2 separate regions of the Homo sapiens genome follow, and region 2 is linked to region 1. Evidence: chromatin loops called from intact Hi-C (ENCODE). Cell type or tissue: GM12878. All regions are shown on one strand. Region 1 has its middle 7.4 kb from the start of POLA2. Region 2 holds the start of MIR6751 (microRNA 6751).

What was found. Hi-C counts contacts between places; a loop is a spot of excess contacts. Peaks named below come from ENCODE experiments on the same cell type or tissue, not always from the same donor. Only the 100,000 strongest peaks of a DNase experiment are listed, where the experiment ranks them.
Region 2: it touches region 1 in a loop (2.0-fold over the local background); 11 of 110 quality-filtered maps call a loop at or near these places.

What each region holds. Positions count from the first base shown.
Region 1 is chr11:65,252,530-65,256,529 of GRCh38, forward strand. No RefSeq gene overlaps it. Among named protein-coding and RNA genes, the nearest start is that of POLA2, 7.4 kb to the right of the region's middle. In GM12878, a CTCF peak has its summit at 1,620 (motif pointing left); no DNase peak of the experiment used is centred here.
Region 2 is chr11:65,128,420-65,132,419 of GRCh38, forward strand. SYVN1 (synoviolin 1) reads right to left here. Exons shown (of 16, transcript NM_172230.3): 6 at 3,829-3,932; 7 at 3,051-3,177; 8 at 2,855-2,954; 9 at 2,713-2,778; 10 at 2,501-2,617; 11 at 2,241-2,404; 12 at 1,832-1,960; 13 at 1,583-1,756; 14 at 1,310-1,496; 15 at 144-295; 16 at 1-69. MIR6751 (microRNA 6751) reads right to left here and starts at 1,559; the gene lies at 1,497-1,559. RefSeq lists an enhancer at 3,931-3,980. In GM12878, a CTCF peak has its summit at 1,791; no DNase peak of the experiment used is centred here; H3K4me3 peaks cover 984 bases; H3K27ac peaks cover 1,301 bases.

The DNA of each region.
Region 1 (4,000 bases):
AATTTAAGTACAGCTGGATAACTTTTATATTTTGTTTTGCCTATGTTTGAATTTCATATAAACAAAACCATATAGAATGTATTCCTTAGGCTGGGCACGGTGGCTGGGTGACAGGGTGAGACTCCGCCTCAAAAAAAAAAAGAATGTATTCTTTTTTTTTTTTTTAGACAGAGTCTTGCTCTGTCACCCAGGCTGGAGTGCAGTGGTGCAATCTCGGCTCACTGTAACCTCCACCTCTTGGGTTCAAGCGATTCTCCTGCCTCAGCCTCCTGAGTACCTGTGATTACAGGCACCCGCCACCATGCCCAGCTAATTTTTGTATTTTTAGTAGACATGGGTTTTCGTCATGTTGGCCAGGCTGGTCTTGAACTCCTGACCTCAGGCGATCTGCCCGCCTCGGCCTCCCAAAGTGCTAGGATTACAGGCGTGAGCCACCGTGCCTGGCCCAAGCTTTGTTTTTTTAAATCTTGCCTCCCACTATGCAGAAAGCCTCAGTTTCAGATAACAGCACGGAGGGATTTTGGGAGGAAGAAAATTTGAATAACAACAATATTGATGTTGGCAAGGATGTGGAGAAAAGGAAACTCTTTTTTTTTTTTTTTGAGACAGAGTCTCCCTCTGTTGCCCAGGCTGGAGTGCAGTGGCGCGACCTTGGCTCACTGCAATCTCTGCCTCCTGGGTTCAAGTGATTCTCCTGCCTCAGCCTCCTGAGTAGCTGGGATTACAGGCGCCTGCCACCATGCCGGCTAATTTTTGTATTTTTAGTAGAGATGGGGTTTCACCATGTTGGCCAGGCTGGTCTTGAACTCCTGACCTCAAGTGATCCACCAGCCTCAGATTCCCAAAGTGCAGGGATTACAGGTGTAAGCCATCATGCCAGGCCAAAAAGGGAACTCTTATACACTATTGGGGGATTGTAAATTAGTACAACTTCTATGGAAGACAATACAAGGGTTTCTCAAAGAACTAAAAATAGAACTAACATGTGCTCCAGCAATCTCACTATTGAGTGTCTACCCAAAGCAATCATTACATCGAAAAGGTACCTGCACCAGTACATTTACCACAGCACTATTCACAAGAGCAAAGACATGGAATCAACCTAAGTGTCCATCAACAGATGATTGGATAAAGAAAATGTGGTACATATACACCATGGAATACTATTGGGTCATAAAAAAGAATGAAATCATGTATTTTGCAGTCACATGGATGGAACTGGAGGACATACATGGATGGAACTGGAGGACATTCATGGATGGAACTGGAGGACATTAAGTAAAACAAATCAGACACAGAAAGACAAATACTGCACATTCTCAATTCTAAGAGGGAGCTAAATAATATGTACACATGGACGTAGAGTGTGGAATGGTAGAGAACTGAGACTCAGAAGGGTGAGTGGGGGTGAATGGGGGTAGGTGATCAGAGATTACTGAATGGATACAATGTGTGTTATTTAGGTGACAGATACCCTAAAAGTCCTGACTTCACCACTACACAATCTATGCATGTAACAAAATTACACTCACACCCCATAAAGTTATACACATGAAATAAATAAATAGTGTAAAAGACAGTCCTGGAGAAACTCAGACCAGACCCTGAGGACCATGCTACACTGCCACCACCTGGTGGCAATATACCTACAGTGTAGGGCGGTGCCTCCCAAAATTCCCAAATTCCCGACTTCTGGAGAGCATCAAAAATAAATAAAACATGTACTCACACTACTGAACTGTACACTTACAAACGGTTAAGATCATACATGTTATGTTATGTGTTTTTACCACAATTAAAACACAGATGACTAGGCGTGGTGGCTCACGCCTGTAATCCCAGCACTTTAGGAGGCCGAGGCAGGTGAATCACCAGAGATCAGAGGTTCGAAACCAGCCTGGCCAACATGGTGAAACCCCGTTTCTACTAAAAATACAAAATTAGCCAGGCGTGGTGGTGCATGCCTGTAATCCCAGCTACTTGTGAGGTTGAGGCAGGAGAATTGCTTGAACCTCAGAGGCGGAGGTTGCAGTGAGCCAAGATTGCGCCACTGTACTCCAGCCTGGGCAATAAGAGTGAAACTCTGTCCCAAACAAACAAACAGACTAACTAACAAAAAACAAACCACATAAATAACAGTGTAAAATAAATGAAATAAAAGTATAAAATAGGCTGGGCATGGTGGCTCACGCCTGTAATCCCAGCACTTTGAGGGGCTGAGGCAGGTGGATCACTTGAGCCCAGGAGCTCAAGACCAGCCTGGGCAACATGATGAAACCCCGTCTCTACAACAACAACAACAACAACAAAACACTGTAAAACCCCATCTCTACGAAACAAACAAACAAACCAAAACCAAAAATTAACCGGGTCATGGCGGTGTGTACCTGAAGTCCCAGCTACTTGGGAGGCTATGGTGGGACGATCACGTAAGCCCAGGGAGGTCAAGGCTGCAGTGAGTCATGATCAAGCCACTGCACTCCAGCTTGGGCAACAGAACAAGACTCTGCCTGAAACAAAACAAAACCAAACCTAAAATTCCTCTTTGGCATCCTTGGTGTGTGTGTGTAACTATATGCATAATATATATTATTATCTATATATGTTATATATTCTATAAAATCTTATATATGTCACATACTATACATACTTCTGCTATCTGACTCAATTCTCTCAAAGCCACCCTTCATCCTTTTGCAGTTTCCAAACATATAAATTATCAGAGTTAAAATCATGTTCCATCTGATTTCCACTCTGTGCTCACTCCAGGTGGGCTACAATACATGTGACCATCCACTCTGTGTGTGCTAACAACAGTGTAAAACTGGACCCTGGCATTAACCTCTTCTATCATTTCACACTAATGTGAGATCCATGAGGTCCCCATTTGCAATCGGAGTCCAGGAAATCAGCTACAGGAGCTGGTTGTAAATTTCACTCCATTGTTGCCTGTGTGCTCCCCACAACAGTTTCTGTAAACCTACCCAGATGCAATGTAAAGGAACCAACTGGTCCACAGTTACTTTCTGTTACTTACAGCTTCGTGACCTCCAGCGAATCACCTCTCTTTTATTGTTGACAATAAAAGACAGTGAATCACCTGTCTTTTATTGTTGAGTTGTAAGAATTCTTGTTTTTGTTTTTGTTTTTTTGAGACGGAGTCTTGCTCTGTCACCGAGGCTGGAGTGCAGTGGCGCCATCTTGCCTCACTGCAAGCTCCGCCTCCTGGGTTCACGCCATTCTCCTGCCTCAGCCTCCCGAGTAGCTGGGACTACAGGCACCCGCCACCACACCCGGCTAATTTTTTGTATTTTTAGTAGAGACAGGGTTTCACCGTGTTAGCCAGGATGGTCTCGATCTCCTAACTTCGTGATCCGCCCGCCTCGGCCTCCCAAAGTGCTGGGATTACAGGCGTGAGCCACCGCACCCGGGCGAGTTGTAAGAATTCTTTATATGTTCTGGATACTAGACACTTCTCAAATATATGATTTGCAAATATTTTCTCCCATTCTGTGGATTGTCTTCTCACTTTCTTGATAGTAATCTTTGATGCACAAAACTTTTTAATACATTATCTTTTAAAAGAAAGTAAATGTTTATTATGATTAAAGTGACACATTTTCTTTCTTTCTTTCCTTTTCTTTTCTTTCTTTCTTTTTTTTTTTTTTTTTTTTTTTGAGATGGAGTCTTGCTGTGTCACCCAGGCCAGAGTGCAATGGTGCAATCTTGGCTCACTGCAACCTCCACCTCCCAGGTTCAAGCGATTCTCCCCAGCCTCAGCCTCCTGAGTAGCTGGGATTACAGGCGACTGCCACTGTGCCCGGCTAATTTTTGTATTTTTAGTAGAGACGAGATTTCACCATGTTGACAAGACTTGTCTCAAACTCCTGACCTCGTGATTTACCCACCTCGGCCTCCCAAAGTGCTGGGATTACAGGCATGAACCACCGCGCCTGGCCTGACACATTTTCTTACACCCATTAGTTAAAGGAGAAAATCA
Region 2 (4,000 bases), 120 kb before region 1:
GCCGGCGGAGCTCTGCTGCATCGGGCTCTCCATCCTCAGGCATCTCCTCTGTGCCCACTGACTCAGGAGCTGGGGACAGAGAGACTGGAAGTGGAACCTAGAGAAGTTCCCTGCTCCCCCGGCTGGAGGCCAATCACACCTACCTGGAGGCCTTTCCATTTCAGGGGCTGGTGGGGAGGCTCCTGGGGTTGGGGTCGTGGCCTCTGAGCTAGGGATGCTGGTGGAGGAGGCAGCAGCAACAACTGTAGTGGCAGTCTCCTCAGTGGAGTTGACTGAAGTGGCAGGCCGGGGGGGCCTGGGAAGAGAAGGGACGAGAGGCGGGCCTGGCCTTGGCATCCAAGGTTGGGCAGATTCTCCTGCCCTTGGTGAGCCTTGCAGAACAGAGTATAGAATGATGTGCCCTTGTGGCCCCAGTGCCTGGCAAACACAAGTGAACATGCTGAATGAACTCAGACAGGGTGACTGGACTCAAGGGCCAAATGATTCTATCCCTTAGCTGTAAGGTGCTTGCAGGCAGGGACTGTTGACCTGTTCACTCTTACCCTGCAGTCTCCACCCTGGGGAGTCAGGCACCTTATAGGGGACTCACTCAATAAGCCACAGTGCTCGAGCCTTGGACTCAAGTTCCTCTCCAAGCCTGTGCTGTCACTGCTAGATGCCAGGCATTATGTACATGTCACTTTTTTAAAAGACAGCGTCTCGGCTCTGTCACCAAAGCTGGAATTTAGTGGCACAATCATAGCTCACTGCACCCTCAAATTCCTAGGCTCAAACAATCCTCCTGCCTCAGCCTTCCAAAGTGCTGATTATAGGTGTGTATCTGGCAGTACACATCACTTATGAATATGAATTAAGACCCCTTTATTCAAATAATGAGAGGTCAAAAATGAGTGATGGGACCAGCGCTTGAACTTGAGCCAGGATGGCTCCAAGTGACTTCCTATTATTCGCTCCCTCAGTTTGGGGGCAGCAATTGCCAATCTAAGTGTCACCACATCTCAGAAGAATATCATGTGATGAACTAAAGCACTGCAAATTCTGAATAATTTGACTTTAGAAAAATATAAAGGAATAAGATCTAAAGTCAGCTCTCGAATAAACATCACTCCTACTTAGATCCAGACATGCTTTCTGGAGTGGGAAATAAAGGCACCAGGAGTTACCAAGAACTCCTGGAGACCCTTGGTGGGCCTGTAGATAGGCAGCCTGAATTGGCAGGTGTCAAAGGCCAAGAACCACTGCTGGGGACCTCTTGGCAGCTCCACTCCTGACCCACCAAACCCACTCTGCTTCCCCTGTACAGACACACCCCAAGGAGGCCAGCACGGTGAGGTACTGGTTGATCTGCAGCATGGCGGCGTCCAGCAGTGTGTGGATGTTACGCAGGCTCTGCAGCCGGGCCTCCAGGTGCTGCCGCTCATGGCCCTCCAGAGCTCGTAGCTCCTCTGGGGTCAGCCCAGCAAAGCCCGCAGGGGGCACAGGCATTGGGGGGAAGGCTGGAGAGAGAGAGGCTCAGTCTGGGCTGCTGGGGCCAGACACCAACCTCACCCCCAAGAAGAACCCAGAGAGTGGCCCAGCTTACCAAAGGGTGGAGGCAGGGGCATACCCATCCAGGGAGGAGGGAAGGGGAAACCAGGGGCAGGGCCAGCCTCTGGGGCAGAGCCAGAGCCTGGGCCAGATGCTGTGGCAGAAGCAGCAGTAGCACTGGTGCCAGCAGCTGTGGTTGTAGCTGCTCCACTGGGCCGAGAAAGGGCTGCTGAAGAGCAGGAACGAAGTCAGTGAGTGTTCCATCCCTGCCGCCCCCTGGCTGTCACAGTACCCAAAGGCTCACCTGCACTGGTGGATGGAGGAGCCACAGCCTCTCCTGAGCTGGGGGGAGGCGGGACAGGTGGAAAGGGGCCCATGGGGGGCCACAGTGGGAACATGCCTGGAGGAAAAGGAGGCAGGAGGCCCTGGGGGACTGCAGAGAGAAGACGGAGGTAAGGAAAGGGCCAAATGGACACAGACCCAACTCCCAGGCAGGGGGCCTGGCTATTGAGAGCTCTGTCCTATTCCCACAGGCCCTCAGCCCAGCACTGGTCACACTGACTGCAAGCATCTATTTCTCATCTTTTAATCCCTCCCTGGCCCAGACTGAGATTCTGGAGGGCAGGGACTCTCCAATTTCCCAGCATCTTCCACATCCAGCCCAGGGCAAGTATCCAGTGGTATGCCGGGTGGCCAGACAAGGGGATACTCACAGTTGGGGGGCTGAGGCAAGAGTGGTGGGGGGTGGGGGGCAGGGGGTGGCCCCTGATCCGCAGGCTCCGGGGGTGGTGGTGACTGCGCTGGCAGCGATGCACGAAGGACATCCATACGGCAGGTGGGGCAGGTCTGCTGCCGCTGGAACCAGGAGCGCAGGCAGCTGCGGGTCAAGGCCAGGCAGAGGTCAGCAGGTCCCTAGGGGCCTGCCTTCTGGGGCCTGTGCCCTGCTGTGCAGGCTCCCCAGGGCCCCTCCCACCTGGTATGGAAAATGTGGTTGCAGGGCAGTCTCTTGGCACCAGTCACCATCTCTTCTCGGCAGATGATGCAGACATTGTCCATTGCCTGGAGCTCCTCTGGGGTGGCATCTGGATACCTGGTTAGGATGACAGGGGCTGTATCAGGTCCAGAGCTGGAAGCAGAGGGACCCAGGACCGAGCTTGGGACAGCAGCCATGACAAGCCTACTTACAGGGTGTTCATGTTGCGGATGGCTCGGCGAGACATGATGGCATCTGTCACAGCTTTCTTGAACTGTCTGAAAGGACAGTCAGTGAAAGCAGGAGAAGGGACGGGATCAGGTCAGGAGGATCGGGGGACAGGGCCGGGCTCACCTCATGGCCAGGTACATGGGCCGGATGGCAAAGAGTGGGAAGGTGTGCACCTTGATCATGATGGTCATGAAGGCCATGTACAGCAGAACCTTGATGAAGCCTGAGGGGAGGGGATGCAGAAAGCAGCAGGTCACAGGGCCAGGAGGCAGAGTGGAGGATGCTGGTCCAGATCAGGAGAGGCCCAGGCCCCTCTCACCTGTAAACAGCTCTGTGTAGAGCATGTACACAGCCTTGTTGTCCCAGGGGTTCTCACTCTGGAGGTCCACGGAGTGCAGCACATACTTGATGAAGATGGTGAGCACCATCGTCATCAGGATGGCATACTGAAGGGAGAGGGGGACGAGGGGGATGTAAACACATAGCTCCCCCTTGCTGCACCCACATTGCTCCCCAAGGCCTCTGCACAGCAGGTGCAGTGGTACAATCACAGGCTCTAGACACACCCAGGGTCCTCCTAGCCCCTCCACTTACTAGCTGTGACTTTTGGCAACTCAGTGAACCTCAGTTTACTTATCTATAAAATGACATAATTAACTGTTCCTTTATAACAGTATTGTCTTGCTGAATAAGAGATGCAGGTCAGGAGCTCAGCATAGGGCCTGGTGTGAAATTCGCACTCAACAAATATGAGCTGTTGTCACTGAACACATTCTCTCTCTGCCAGGGACACGCCTCCAGTTGTCCATGGAACTAATCCTCTCCTGTCCATTACCAGCTAGCTCCGGCACGAGCCTCCAGGAACCCTCTCCTGAGCCCCAGGTTGGGGCTCCTCCTCTGTCCTAGCCTCTTTGTGCGTCTCCCCAGTCACCTAGGAGTGAGCGTGTGGAGGGCAGGAGCCATATCTGATCACTGCCCCTTGGTGGCCAGCACAGGTTGGCCACATAGCAGGTGCTGAGGAAGGGTCTGTTGGGTTATTCAAGGCACATGTGGGGTCACCTCGGGCTTGTCCTCTCAACCTCCCAAGCCAGTTTTACCTCAAAGCCAAACACCAGCTGCACAGAGGCCCCACGGGTCAGGATGCTGTGATAGGCGTGGCTGACGAAGAGGAAGTCCAGGATGCCCAGGAGGAACATAAGAGCTGTGGGGACCCCCACACATGCAGGGTGGGGGGGTCAGCCCAGGGCCCAACAGCTGTTTAATGCTCTA